Regions from separate parts of the Mus musculus genome. Here region 2 is linked to region 1. A link is a loop called in an ENCODE intact Hi-C map of the cell type or tissue named here. Cell type or tissue: heart. All regions are shown on one strand. Links, peaks and the distances in the headings refer to the core of each region. The heading gives the core; the rest is flanking DNA.

Evidence for each region. A loop is a pair of places that touch in the nucleus more often than their neighbours do. Peaks named below come from ENCODE experiments on the same cell type or tissue, not always from the same donor. Only the 100,000 strongest peaks of a DNase experiment are listed, where the experiment ranks them.
Region 2: it touches region 1 in a loop (2.7-fold over the local background); 2 of 42 quality-filtered maps call a loop at or near these places.

What each region holds. Positions count from the first base shown.
Region 1 is chr2:180,579,035-180,586,410 of GRCm38, reverse strand. It overlaps Mrgbp (MRG/MORF4L binding protein), which reads right to left and starts at 5,189. Exons shown (of 6, transcript NM_028479.2): 1 at 4,874-5,189; 2 at 3,456-3,800; 3 at 2,889-3,010; 4 at 1,924-2,005; 5 at 1,540-1,614; 6 at 107-1,110. The coding sequence starts at 3,603. The coding sequence ends at 923. It overlaps Gm30144 (a long non-coding RNA gene), which reads left to right and starts at 4,543. Exons shown (of 5, transcript XR_001783605.2): 1 at 4,543-5,575; 2 at 7,048-7,135. In heart, for the core only: a CTCF peak has its summit at 3,775 (motif pointing left); DNase peaks (open chromatin) are centred at 3,020, 3,670 and 5,215; H3K4me3 peaks cover 1,752 bases; H3K27ac peaks cover 879 bases; H3K27me3 peaks cover 581 bases.
Region 2 is chr2:180,698,259-180,705,634 of GRCm38, reverse strand. Dido1 (death inducer-obliterator 1) reads left to right here and starts at 3,533. Exons shown (of 16, transcript NM_175551.4): 1 at 3,533-3,674. In heart, for the core only: a CTCF peak has its summit at 3,517; a DNase peak (open chromatin) is centred at 3,544; H3K4me3 peaks cover 3,703 bases; H3K27ac peaks cover 2,607 bases.

The DNA of each region.
Region 1 (7,376 bases), core at 1,263-6,262:
AGTGCACTCTACGGTTATGAATCCTGGAGTGGGGAACCTTCCCTCTGTAGGAAAAATTTAAAAACCAACTTATTTTAGTAGCAAATCATACAACTTCCAAGATAGGTTTTTTTTTTTTTTAGTGCTTTAATATTCTGCAAATGAAAATGTACTTCAACCATCAGGCCATTGTTTTTTCAGTCTAATGGCGGTTCCTTTGTTCCACTCCCTTTTTTGGTCTTTTCCAAGTTACTAAAATTACAAAAATAACCGCTAAAAATTCTCTGTATCTGGCATATAAAAACAGCCAGACTTATTTCAGTAGTTACCTTAAAACAAAACAGCTCAAAAAAACACATCACAGGTTTAACTTCTGCAGTATTTTTCTTCATACAAAACACTAGTAAAATAGGCTTCTTAAAAATTAAATAGTGAAATACCAACTAAGTTATATACACTATTACAGTACAAGTGAATGAGGCAAAATATCCAGTTCTATTTCCCAGATGGGGAGGCCTTCTGTGCACAGTGTGTGCTGTGTGAACTCCAAAGACACCTTCTCTGGATGCCAGTGCACAGTGGAGTCTTACAGGAAAAGCAGATGCAAAGAGTGGGCACCCAGGGAGGATGCCTGGCTCCTGAGGACAGTGAGGGTGGCGTCTTATTGCTTGCTGACTCTTGGTCCCCTGGCCCCATGCACCTGCTCTTCTCTACACACTGTGGGCACAAGGGACCCACAGGAGAAAGCAAGAGGCTGCCTCAAAGGCTTCACCATCTGCAGAGTAGACAAGGGTCTTGCTGGTCTTTTGGGCCAATCAGGTGCTCTGGAGGTCTGATGACACAGCGGAAGCCCCACTAGCATCTCTGCTGGATGGCCACATTCACCCAGGGACCTGGAGACAGGCAGTTGGAGCATCTCTGTGGCCACCTGAGGATGAGGTGTCTATGTGCGGCGCCTCTTGGCAGCACTGGGGCTGGAGGGATTGCTGTTGGCAGTCAGGACCTTGTCAGTGACCCGGCTGCGCTTCCGCTTGTCTGCCCCTTCTTTGCACCCCAAGTCTGAGGAGTTCTTCTCTTTGTCTTTGCTGGATTTTTCTAATGCTTTCCCCAAGCTCCCTGAAGATGAAAAAACTGAGAAACAAAATCATTTGGCTGAAATAGAATATACAGACACTCATCTCATTTTCCTGTTCAGCTAGAGAAATCAGAGGTACATCAGGCTCTTTGTACCCAGTTATGTTCCCCTGGGTAAGTGCCCTGAACAGCTGGGCTTGAAGAGAAACCTGGAGTCCCAGGGGGTCTCCTGTCTGAGCCCACCTGATGCTCCCGGCCTTGGCCCCTTCCTTCTTGGCCCTCAGAGGCCCCCATCCTTGGCCCTTGGTTCCTTCCTTCATGGCCCCCAGGGGCCATCCTGCCTAAGATGACCTGCACTGAGTTCATCTTTAAGTGACCATTCACTCTTGACTCCATGGCTACCTGACCTCACTCTGCCTGAGGCTGGCCTGCGGTGAGGAGACTGGGGGGGAGACATGTTTGCTCCAAAGGGCAGTTCACACTCACCATCATCAGCCCCACTGTGGGGGTCCACATCCTCCTTCATCTCCTCCTTCATTTCTTCTTCAATGACCACTTTTCCTGTGGAGGAGACAGCTGCCGTTCACTGGAAACCCACGGTGGTGGCCAGCGCTGGGGGACGGTCTGGCCATGACTGCTTCCGATTCTCGCTGCCCACACAGGCCTCGGCGTCCATCACGAGACGGCATCCATCAGGAGACTGCCTTTGAGCACCGCTCTCCCCAGCCCTTGGCTCCCAAAACCTCCCAGGTGCCACTGGAGGTATGGTCTGAGCAGGATCCTTACACCTCCCTGGAGGCCCCAGACCGCCCCACCTTTGGCCTGGTGAGGCTTTTTTTATTCCCAGCCCTGGTGGTGGCCGAGTCTCACCTTCTCGGACTTCCTGAATGATCTCATCTGGAAGGACAAAGTTCCTCTCTGGATTTGGGAATGGAAGAATCTCAGACTCGTGCTGCCGGCACAAAGCATTTTTGTATTTTCAAGAAACAGAAAATAGGATCTCAGCTCACTAAGATGTACAGGAGAAGCAGGCTGGAGGCTGCGAGCTGGTGGGGTCCTTGCTCCAGCTTGCAGAGTCCACCTCAGCTGGGCTTTTCAGATGATTAGAGAGGACCAGGCTAGCACCAGCCAAACAAAACTAGAGGAGAGGACCATGCCGCTGAGTGAGCCCTGGAGACACAGCAGCTCTGCTGATGTGCACACAAGGACCTGACCCGGCTCACCACTGTAACACTCCCACCAGGCCAATGTATCCAGGGGTACCATGAACAACCAAAGGCACCTACAGCTCTACCCATCCTGGTCACCTGGTCTCACTGCCTACCAGACAAGACAGACAAACCTGACTAGCAAGGTTACTAGTTACCTGCAGAACCATCAGCCACTGCCAGCTCTCCAAACCAGTTACCTAGCTACCCATCAAGACACAGCTATCTCTAGGCTCTCTGAAGAGGAGGAGTCTGGCTCCCACAGTATACAGACTCTCAAACGACTCTGGACCCTCCTATACTGACGCTGTACCATTACTGCTTTTTACGGTGGCTGAAGGCTTCTTTGTCATCTCAGACCTCAACTATCACCTCGACGATTTTTGTGCCACCCAATCTAAAGTAGGTAGGTGCCCTGAAAAAGTAGTCAGAGATCATCGCTAGTCTGTGCTTTTCACAACAGGACTTAAGCTTTTCTGAGGAAGGAGCCTCATCCTTTGAGATCACCTCTGCTCTGCATACCAAACCCCAAGTGAGAAGAGGGTTCTGTCCTGTACCACAGCTGACAGGATCTGGGACTTGACTCCACGGTCAGCCCGTAAATGGGCAGGCCAGGATCCAACTCACCAGTGCCTGCATGTCGTACATAGTGCTCAGATGGTCCCAGATCACCTTGGATGGAACCTGGCGCCCAATATTCTGGCTGAACTTGTCTCGGATACAAATCATGTGGAAGTGCCGATTCACCCCTGAGAGGTAGGACAGTGGGTTGAGGGTTAGGACAGCACCTCTGTGCGTAGGACATGGGTGAAGAAGGAGGGGCAGGAGTGGGCAAACCCGCAGGTGCAAGTGTTGCAGGAGTCACATGTCAAAGGGGAAGAGAGGTGCCACAAGGCAGGTGGGTGTTCCAGGGGCTAGGGTGTGTATAGTAGGCGGGTCCAAGGACAGGGGGCTGCAGAGGTGGGGGGGTGGGGGGGAATGGAGGCGTTCCCTGGGGTAGGAGTGTCTCAAGGGCAGGGAAGTCAGGAGTGTCCCCAGGGAGAGGGCTTCTCGGGCAGGAAAGTCATAGGCTCTTAGACTAGTAGGGCACCCCAGAGTGGGAGGCCACGTCCCGTGGGAGGTCGCAGGCTCCGCCAGCCCGCCCGACGGTTTATCCCGCCCCACCCCCACGCCGGTGCGCGGCGCGGCGCTCACCGACAGGCTTGTGGCCCAGCATGGCGTGGAAGAGGCACACTTCCACCTCAGGGCTCCACACCACCGTCTCCTCAGCAGGGCTCGGGGCTGCCTCGCCTGGGCCCTTGTCGCCTGGGGCGCCCGTGCCGCCCACCTCGGCCTCCCCCATGGCCGCCGGCGATTGACGAGCGCCCGGCGCGAGAAGGGGGAAAATACTACAGGCTCCGCGCAGGCGCACTTGGTGTGGAGGGCGCGCACTCGCCGGGCTGGAGAACGCCGCGTGCCCGCGTCCGCGCAGGCGCAGCGAAGACTGGCTTCCGGTGCAGCAGCGACTCCTGGTGGTTGAACCTTTTACTGCCTACGGCTCTGTCCGGAGAAGGCGAGGGAACAAACCTTATGCTTTAAAAATGCACCAGATGGGCGTGGTGACACACTCCTGTAATTCTAGCTCTCGGGAGAGAGAGGCAGGAGTTCTGAGTCAGCCAAGTCTGCATAGCATGACACACACGGCCCAAAAATCTGGGCTTCACCTGGTTAGGTAATTTGGAAAAGAACTCAGCTAGAAGTGAAGGTGTGTCTCTCCTTGCCAGAGATAAATTGTACAATATGTAAATTACATCTCACTAAAACTGTTTAAGAAAAATAGTTTAAACAACAACAGCAGCAACAACAATAACAACAACAACATCCCATGGGCTAGTGAGATGGCCCATCTAATAGAGATCCTTGTGCACAGCCCATAACTGGAACTCCACCCCTGGATCCTAGAGCTGGCAGGAGAGGAGCAATTCTTAGGAGTTGTACTCTAGAGCTGGAGACATGGCTCAGCGGTTAAGAGCACTGACTGCTCTACCAGAAGTCCTGAGTTCAATTCCCAGCAACCACATGGTGGCTCACAATCATCTGTAATGGGTTCTGATGCCCTCTTCTGGTGTGTCTGAAGATAGCTACAGCATAGTCATATAAATAAAATAAGTAAAAAAAAAAAAAAAAGTTGTATTCTAACCTCTATATGTATTCCATGGTATATGCACACTTGCACACACACACCATAAATAATTTAAAAATTTAAAGCCCAACAATCACATTTTGTAGGAGTGAAGCTCTGTATATCTTTCAGTAGCCCTGACCTGAGTGCACGACAGTCCCAGAATTAAGTGCTTCCTTGGCATCAGAAGACAGAAATCCAGGTCCTGTCGGCCTTGCTACCTACCTGTACCTCCATTCTGTCCCTACAGTGGATCCACTCCAGAAGTGGTTGGATGATTAACTCAGACTGTCAGAATTTCAGGCAGGTGTTAGTAGCTCTACATGGGATTGGATAGGGCCAAGGGCTGGGCACAGCAGCCTTAAGAACATGGTTGCTTCTGGGCCTGAGTCACCCCAGTCAGCTGTGCCATGGGTCCTACCCTGCCACCCATCCAGGTTTCATTACTTACCCATTCCTCAGCCATTGCCAGGCATCAGAATCCCTTTTCTGACTGATGCCTCTCAGACTAAGATGTTGAGAACCTTTGTTCTCCTTTGTGCTATGGGGCCACTGTAGCTCTGAACTCTTGGGTCTTGATAAGGATCACTTGCTGGCTGCCACAAGCCTTGAATCCAGTCCTGACACTCCACTTGCCCCTCATTCAGGCCTGTAACCAGACAATGCTCACAGCAGGGAACCATGGAGGGTGCTGGCTCTGACCTGTCTCATTGTCTGGGACAGCTCAGAGCTCAGAGCCAGACAGCAGTCTGTGGCCAGGCTTCAGCTTTCCCACTGTGAAAGCGTAGCTGGTGGAAAAGTTCCCACAATGCCACAGGGGAGGTGTGGCCCAATAAAGCTTCATAAGGGGGTGTGGGGTCACTGCTATCATGTGGATATGATGCAGCTGGGAGTTATGATCTCACAGGGGCGGTGCCCTTGCCTCTGCTTGGTTGGCATGCAGAACTTGGCTTAGTTACTGTACGGCTGGGTGAAGCATAATCTACCATCTGGGACATGTCATAAAGCAAGTTCCCAACCTAAGAGCTGCCACATATTAAGTGCCCAGGAGCTGATTGATAATATCCTGGTTATTCTCTGAATATCTAAGGCATGGTAGACTCTGCTGCTGACTGCTTCTGGTTCCGGTCCACCTTAGTCTCACCCCTACCAGGTAGGATACTCCTTCAATTTGGAGTGCGTCCTTCTTCAGGGAGCTTCCCTATGTAACCCTCAACCTCATCTATCCTAGCTGGTCCTCTCTGGTTTGTGCGATCTCTGTACTCAGACCACATCCTACCAGCCATGACATTTGCAAACATCCGTCTGTTACTTCAGAACGCGTGACTGGCAATATAGACTTGATGCCTATAGACAGGTTGGATGGTTTAGGAGAGAAGGATGACTTCATTCTTTCTCTCCACGAAGCCACAGCAGGTCTCTGCAGAACTCTCTGTTAGGTAGTAGGAAGTAGCTGAGCATCAAGGTCAGCAGCTAAGACCCCGCCTACTATCCCACGCTAACTTCTTATTTTCATGAACATGTAGGCTCTCTAGTCCAAAAGCATGAATTAAGAGGAAGCTGTGCTTGTTCGTTTTGTAGCGCTCCTGTGATTATCACTCTCTAACAAGGAGCTGTAGAGAAACCATTAGCCCATGATCATGTGTGTGATCCCGTAGCTTCAAAGTGAATTCACACCTGTTGGGAGCTGAGAGGTTCCTTCAAACCTGATAGAAGGATTTCTTTGGTCTGGAGCAGGTGTCTGTGTGGCACACCACCAACTTTCTGTAGAAATGGCTGGTGAAGTTTGCCCAGATTTGTCTTCTCCGTGAGGTCTTCAGGTGGTTCCAGGTGGCCAGGATATAATCAGCTTTGTAGCAAGACTCCTTACTTCCCAGATACAAAGTAGACAATGATATATATCTACTAGCCAACTGGTCAAGTCCTTTCTCATTTGTTGCGACTCCTGCTGCTTAAGTCTTTTATACAAGATAGATACAAGTGCTGGGATTCTTGATCCTAGTGTGAAGGGTTCAGACTGGGCTCAGGTGAGAAATAAAGGCCATAGAAATGCTCTCCTTCATTTAATGAATATACAAGCCTAATAGTTTATACACCAGTCTAGTTTACTTTGACCAGTGTGAACTATTCCCCAGACCATGTCTAGGTCTCAACCAACTGTTATTTCTTATTCAAGGTCTTATGTATCCCAGGTTGGCCTCAAACTCATTCTGTGGCCAAAGATTACCTTGAACTTCAGTCCCCATTCCTCTACCTCCTAAGTGCTAGGGTAGCAGATATCTGCTGGTATATATCCTGGGGATTGAACCCAGGGCTTCATACATGCCAGGGAAGAACCCTACCAACTGAGGTGCATCTCCAGCCTCCTAAATGGCATTGCTTGTCTGAGGATCTGATGTTGTCTCTGGAAGGAGGTGGTCACTGTTAACTAGAAGGAGCCTATCTCCATTCCCAAAGGAACATTTCTCTCTTGGTCACAAGAACTGGATTCAATGGGAGGAGCATTTGTAAAGGCTCTGGTCAGATGCCATCCATCTGCCTTTGGTCACATTGTCTCTTTGCAGACTGCATCACTGAAGTGGTAAAATTTCCCACAGCATGACTGGCCCCATTTTGTTCCCTTAGCACATACAGGAGACCCAGGACTCTAGAGGACAAGCTCTACTTTGGAGTCAGCCTGCTGTGGATCCTGTTCTGCTGTGTTCACCTGATGGTAATGGGTCATCCTCTGGACACCATCTGAACACTAAGAACAGCTACGCTGTCCTCTCCTATGGGCTGTGGAGCATTGGAAGTAGGGAGCCTAGAACTAAGCAGCCATCAGATAGGACCCTTGAGTTTCCAGCTCAGGCCCAGTCTTTTCCTACTGGGATTGCAGCTAAGTAGGACACCTGTGTCCTGAATAACATAGCTTAGCTCCACCCCCTCTATCTTCTTGTTTATGGTAAGTTGGT
Region 2 (7,376 bases), core at 1,094-6,093, 120 kb before region 1:
GTGGCTTCTGTCATCCCAGAGCTGGCAGGCAGACACGAGACCCCTGGGACTTCCTGGCAAGCCCATGTCTCTGAACTGGTGAGCTCCAGATTCAGTGAGGGGTCATTCTCAAAAACAAGAGATTGAGGAGGAGGACACCTGCCTGAGTACACATGTGCAGCTTCACATACACACGTGAATGAATGAACACACACACAGAGAATAGTCACATTCTCTGTACTGGGCATCTCAGTAAAGTGTCCAGTGCATGTTAGGTTCTTTATATGACTGCTGATTAGGGAATGAATGAGTGTACTATGTCAAGGCTCTTCCTCTCCCCGTGTGAACACTAGCAAAGGGGGAAGTCAGCTCATTTGTGGTTTGTCTTTGTGTGGGTGAGTACACACGCAGGAGTGCATAAAGGCCAGAGGAGATGGCCTGTGTTCTCTTGCTCTGCCTTATTTCTTTAGGACAAGTTCTCACTAAACTGTAAATTAAGCCAGTAGCCAGCATACTCCAGCAGTCCTGTCTGGCTGTCACTACCATCCACAGCACTGAGGTTACAGGCCCATGCTTGTGCCTGCCCCTGCTTGAATGTCAAATGCTCTTACCCACTGAGCTGTCTTCCCATCCCTGTGAGCCAATTTTTGTGTTAGGCTTTGAACCGATTTGAGTTTGGGGTACACACGGGAAGGTTCCTGGGACAAGTGAAGGGGTAGATCCAGACTGATTAGATGAGGGCTTCCACAGTGTGTATGGAACAGACAGGATAGTGGGGCCGGACATGTACATGACCTGTACAATGGCATCAAGGACGGAAGAGAGTAGAAAATAGGTGGGGCGTGTCCTGGGACAGCCACACTGGCTGTAACCCGGGACAGTTGCCAAGTTGACAGAAATGTCAGCCTGGTGGATTCATTAACTAGCTAAACTTCCTGTGTGTAACAGGTAGACCTGGGGGAGAGAAGTCATAAAAGTTGTCGGAGAGGCTACCGTATGATCAGAGGTACCACTATTCTGCAAGCCAAGGCAGGAATTGGAAGTTGTGTCATTGTGAAAAAGGGTAGCAGTTTATCACCGAGTTTTATAAAAGGGAAAAGCATTCTGAGGATAAAATACAAAATGCTTCCTTTAGGTAAATAATCAGTTACCAGGATGCCTGCTGTGTTTCGCAGAATAACTTTTGCCCCCTTGAGGTTGGGTCTCATTCAGCTGACAGACCAAGCTGTCCTTGAACCACAGAGACCAGCCTGCTGCTTTCCTAGTTCTGGGATTAAAGGCTTGGCCAGAACTACATTGTTTCCATGGATGCTTTCTTTTACTCTTAAAAGGAAAAAAAAATGTAAACCCTTGAATTCTGGAGTCCTTGGCTTCTGTTGAAGAGAGCTGCAAAACAGCTACACATTTACTCAAATAGTTTTCTCTGTTGGAAGGAGGTAATTTTTGTATCACTTCCCCTTTTCCTATAAATCACCATATCTTGGTTGTAGGGGTATCACACTGGTAAGAGCCCTTGTTGTAGAAGACTCAAGTTCAATTATCAGCTTCCACAAGGTGGCTCACAATCTCACAACTCCGATTCCAGGGGATCTGACACTCTTCTGACTTAAGTGGGGTCCTAGGCATAACACATGGTGCACATTCATACATGCAGGCAGAAATAAACTGGGAAAAAAAGAAAGGTCATTGACTTTTTTCTAAATCTCCGTGAACACCAGAAGAAGTCATCAGATCCCATTACAGATTGTTGTGGTTGCTGGGAATTGAACTCAGGACCTCTGGAAGAGCAGCCAATTCTCTTAACTGCTGAGCCATCTCTCTAGCCCCAACCTCTCTCTTTCTATAGGCAGGTTGGCACAGATTCTGTTCTTCTGTCGACTCATCAGTTTGTGACACATGTGCACTCTTTATTTTTTATTTTTCCTTTGAGACTTCTCACAGTGTTTCCCTGGCTGTCTTGATTGGTTTTTATTTGTTTTTGTTTTGTTTTGTTTTGTTCTAAGTATTTCACTCTGTAGCCAAAGCTGTCCTGGAACTCAAAATCTTCCTGCCTCAGCATCCTCAGTGCTTGTAATACAGAGGTCACTACACCTGGTTACAAAGTCTGTAAATTGCTGGGGGTTTTTTGGGCTTTTTTCTGTGCTGCCAGTACCTTGTGCTCTCGGTATTGTGATGGTTGGTGTTGGGTCTCAGCTGTGTATGGATGTAGCACTGCCAGATAAAGATCTGCTGCAAATTGGACCCTGCTGTTTTTAAAGTGAAATCGAAGACTGGTGCTTTACTCTATTGCCCTCCGTGCAAAGCAGCTGGTGATTTGTTATCGGATTCTTCAGTGCTGTGCAAGTAAACGCATTTTATCTAAAGTTAGCTGTTACAGATTACTCCATGCCTAGCATGGCCCTAGGGTGGCTCTGGGTTCCATCTCCAGCACTGCACATAATAAAATGAACTGTAAGTTAAATGTTGGGTTTTAGTTTTTTATATTTAAAAATGTTTATTTAATGTGTATGAATGGTCTGCTTTTATGTATGTGTACATGCAGTGGGTGCCTGATGCCTGAGGAGGGCACTGGATCCCCAGAACTGGAGTTGTTTGGCCGCTTGTGGATGCTGGGAACTTATTTCAAGGGCAGAGTTGAGTAATCAGGGTAGGCTCCTCCTTGACTAGAATCTGAAAGGTGGTATTGAAGGATCTCACCAAGGGAAGCAGAAGCAGCCTTCTACTGTACTGAAGGAAGCCCCATGAGCTGTCATGTAATCTTGGGAAATGTTAGAAAGAAAACTACTCAAGACCTGGGCTTCTGAATGGAGCATTGGAGGCCTCTACAATGTGAGAGAGGCCTTACTAGACCGGAGCACATGTTTGTTACAGGAAGCCGAAGTTAGAGTCCAGAAGAATGGCTTCCTAGCGTTGTGTCTGTGTGCTTACATAAATAAGAAGCTGGTTGTATGGGGCAAAGCTGAGCGTCTATCCCGGCATTAACTGCCCTCAGAGCAATGTGGCTAGTGTTCACGTTGCGACCTCTTTCTGGTTTCCTTAAGTAATATGGGGGACAGTGAAGGAATATCACTGTAGTTAGCGCTAGGGGGGGAAATTCTTAAATGCCTTCGTGAGGGGACTGGGGGTGGGGCCCTTGTAGGCACGAATGCCTGGACTTTGGCTCCTGGTCCATTTTTAGGAAGAAATGGACGGGGCAAGGAGTAAAGGATAGTATGAGGGAGTGAGTCCCTGTAGGGCTGGCGCCCCTCCCCGCTCTGCACACGCCCTGCCATAGGCGAGAGCTGCAGGGCTTTGAGGTTTTCCTGGCTCCTTCCCACCGGAATCCGGTGCTGGTTTGTTCCGAAGCACCAGTCCCTGCAGACACAGAGTTTAAGCTTTTGGAATGCTGGGCCGGGTGCTGTTCAAGGATAGCTGGAGGAACCTTTTAGTGGCATTGGCTCCCAGCTTAGCCCCTTAGTTCGGGACGCGGGAATCTGTCAAGCGTGCCCGGCCAACCAGGCTGGCGCTCCGGGGAACCCGGGTGGCGCATGCGTGCAAGAAGGGCGGCACAGCCGCTCTAGCCTCGCCGTAGCTCGGTGGCCGGTCGATTTCTTCCGCTTGCCGCGCGGCCTACCACTCTAGGACGGTAGTCTCGCTGGTCTCTGCTCTATATCCGTGGTAGCTCTGGAAATGGCTGCGGGATCCCGGCGGCCGGGGTAAGTGACTCTGTACTGTGAAGGAGGGCGGAAGCCGTGTGGACCCGAACGGCACTTGGACTCCGGACAAGGTGGAGCGGCGCCATGCCGGCAGCCTAGTTCCAGCGAGCGGCGCCGATGGCGCCGAGAAAATGGCGTCGCGGCCCGCGGGGCCCTTTCCGGCCCCGGGCTGAGGGATCGCGGTGGAGCGCGCGAGGCCGGCCGGCCGGGCGGGCGGTCTGCGTCTGGTTTCTGCCGAAATCACCGGTTGTCTTGTGTAGTCCAAGATGGTCTGGGTCTGGGAGGCTGTGGAGCCCTTGATTCTGAGTCGGAGTTAGGGGCCCAGCCTCCCGAGGCCGCAGGTTCTCGACACTTGCGGTAGGGCATTCGTGGTAGGACGTGACTGGGCCTGGGCGCGAATTTGCGGGTGTACGAGCAGATATCTCATGGGGGACTTCGGGGAAGATCCAGCCTCAGCCCTGTGTAGGGCCTGGGCGTTGTCTGGGCGCTCATTGCCTCTTGCCAGTGTTGGTGGCCAGGTGTGTGTTAATGTAGATTGATCTCAACAGTGACTCTTGAGTAAGAGGCCCTGGGTTTGATTGGGAATGTTGTGTATATTTGATTTTCCACAAAAGGATGCTCCTTGTTACACTTGTCAGGCAAACTCAGTTGTGTAAGGATGACAAACAGCACACAAAAAAGATTGTGTAATTGATGACCCCTGCCAGCACTCATGACCAGCACTTTCCTCCTGCCAATCAGTGCATGTGTAGCATCATAATAGCTTGTTGAGAACGTGTGCTAGGGGACCTGAGGAGAGCTCAGGTAGGTCTTGAAGGCGAGGTGGGATGTCTTCCTGCCTTCTGTCGTTCGCAGAAGTTTTCTACTGTCAGAAAAGCTCTCTGTACCTCTTCTGGTAGGTATTGTCTTAATAGGCTAAAGAGTCTTAATTCAGTCAGTGCTGAGCACCTCAAGTAATGATTTCTCTTCAGCATATGAGTACTGTCTGTGCCAGGCTGTACACTTCTGTCAGCACAGCATGTTTTACCATGTTACACATCTGCCCTTCGATACTAGGTGACTTCGGTTTAACCCAGAAGAGCAAAGATTCATGTTGCACTTAGATCCTTACATAGTGATCCGTGTTGTAGAATCTGTTTCTTATGCTCAAGCCCCAACTAAGAAATTGTTGCTGAGTGGAGTCTCCTTTAAGTCTTAGATGACTGGGTCCTTTATAGAAACCCAGTAGTCTCTGAGGTTTTGTGTTGATTCGGTTACAAAGGTTGTGTGATTTGCAGCCAGTGATAGTGAGCTCTTTGGAAAGAGGAGGTCAAAGCCCAAAGTCTGAGTTGTGCTCATTTGTTCTGAGTGTGCAGGCTCGCCTGTGAGACAGAACATGTTGACAAGGCTTTAGTTTATTTTCTTAGTGGTCATTTTGAGACCTTTATAAGGGAATGTGAGTGGGCAATTTACATAGTTTTAAAGACTAATTCTGGCCGGGCAGTGGTGGCACACGCCTTTAATCCCAGCACTTGGGAGGCAGAGGCAGGTGGATTTCTGAGTTCGAGGCCAGCCTGGTCTACAGAGTGAGTTCCAGGACAGCCAGGGCTACACAGAGAAACCCTGTCTCGAAAGAACAAAACAAAAGAATAATTCCGAAGGTTGGAAAGATGGCTCAGCTGTTAGGTGTCCCTGTTTCTCTTCTATAGAACCAGAGCTTGGTTCAAGTGTCACCTGAGGGCTGACAACCATGTCTAACTCCAGCTTTGGGAAATCCCATGCCTACTGGCAACTATGGGCACCTTGCACACAGGTGGCAGACACATTTAAAAATGATTAATTCTATGCTTGTGTTTATACAGTTTATTCCTAGGTGTTGTCTGACTGTTAGGGATAGAAAGTACAGTTTATTGGAACAGGAGCAGGAATTAGGAGCTATATCCAGACGGCCTTCCCCTGAGAAGCTTGGTAGGCACTGTCAGGATTTGTTAAATTGTAATTTAAAAGCATATGTTTGGGTCTGAAGTAGCCTTCTTGTTGCTTGTTTAAATTTGTGTTAATGTCTAGGAAGTACTGGGTGTTGCTGCTCTGACTGGCTTGAAAATAGAGTTCAGCTGAGCTGCAATAGACAATACAGGAAGCCCTGCTAGAATTCAGTGTTGGACTTCATTATCCTACCCTCCCCCATCCACCAAAGGACGGGGGGGGGGGGGGGGGGGACACGGACCCATGTATTGTCTCCTACGAATCTTAGAGAAGGAAAGGAAGGCTCCAGTTGAAACACAGCTCCTTACTTGAGTTTCAGGAGCCTCTTGGGCTTTGGCCTGAACTTAGGTAGCAAGCTTTACAGCCTCCTCAGAGTAATGGCTGAACCTGAGTTAGGAGGGAAGGGATGGGATGGGATCCAATTGGGTCTACTTAGGGCCCTTGTGAATCTTAGCTAGATAGAAAGGGTGCTTTATACAGACAGACAGACAGCAGTTGTGGAAGCTCTGTGCTCAGTCCCCAAACTAAACTCCAGGGTCTTTATACTAAAAAGTTCCTGGTGACACTGAAGAGCCTTTATGAGTACTGACTGATTTTACAGCCGATACATTTAAGCCGTTTACTCACTGTAGAACACTTTCAGTTGAACTCATGTGCCCTTATGTTAACAGAAATATTTTCAAAGTCTAAGACAACTTAATGAAAAAAATAACATTTATGCTTTTGTACATCTGTTTATTCCACAATGACTGCTTTCTTCCATATGTTTCTGCTTCAAGTGTCACATCACTATAGGTTAGCCTCTAAAAGAGTGACTTTCCAGTGACAGTCAAGGGGCATCTGATACCTTAGTGCTGTGCAGACAGCTCTGTCAAACTATCCATTTTTACCATTTACTGTTCGTAACAATTGGAAGTGCTCCTTTTGTTTTTGGTGTTTTTTTCAACAAGGTCTTGCTATGTCTCTGGCTGTCCCGTTAGGTACTATGTTGACCAGACTAGCCTGCCTCTGCCTCCTGAGTGCTGGGATTAATAATAAGTGTTTTTATTGCCGGGCACGATGGCACACGCATTTAGTCCCAGCACTTGGGAGGCAGAGGTAGGTGGATCTATGAGTTCCAGGATGGCCAGGGCTACACAGAGAAACCCTGTCTTTATATTACTCCTCCCCCAACCCACTCCCCAAAAATGATTGCTTTTTTTGTTGAAATGAGTTGGAAAGAATATTTGACTTTAAACACCTAGAATAACACCTTTATACTATGAGATGCTATCTTTGAACTATTTTTATTGGCTTGATCAGTTTCTTGCCTTTGAGGAAAGGTATAGAACAAATGATTTAGTGACATGGAAGGTACTATTTCATTCAGTCTGTACTCCTCAGATGTGTGTTAGGATCTGCCATTGCCATGATGCTTAGGACAGTGGCACAGTTAGCTGGAGGTATCTACAGAGGGCAGGCAACAGGATTGTACTTTAGTATGTAATATGCTTTCATTGTACACAGTGGGACTTAAGATAGTAATGCTAACATAATCTGGAGCATAAATATGGAAATAAATATGAGCTCCACATCCCAGGAATCCCATATCCTTTGCTTGCAGGATTGTCCTGGAAACACTAAAAAAGGATCCTCCAAGCCATAGTCAGCCTAGGCACACAGTGTGGATACCTGGTTTCCTGGTCAGTACATAATGTGATGCTCTGCTGCTGAGGTTAAGAGCAGCAGTTCCCCATA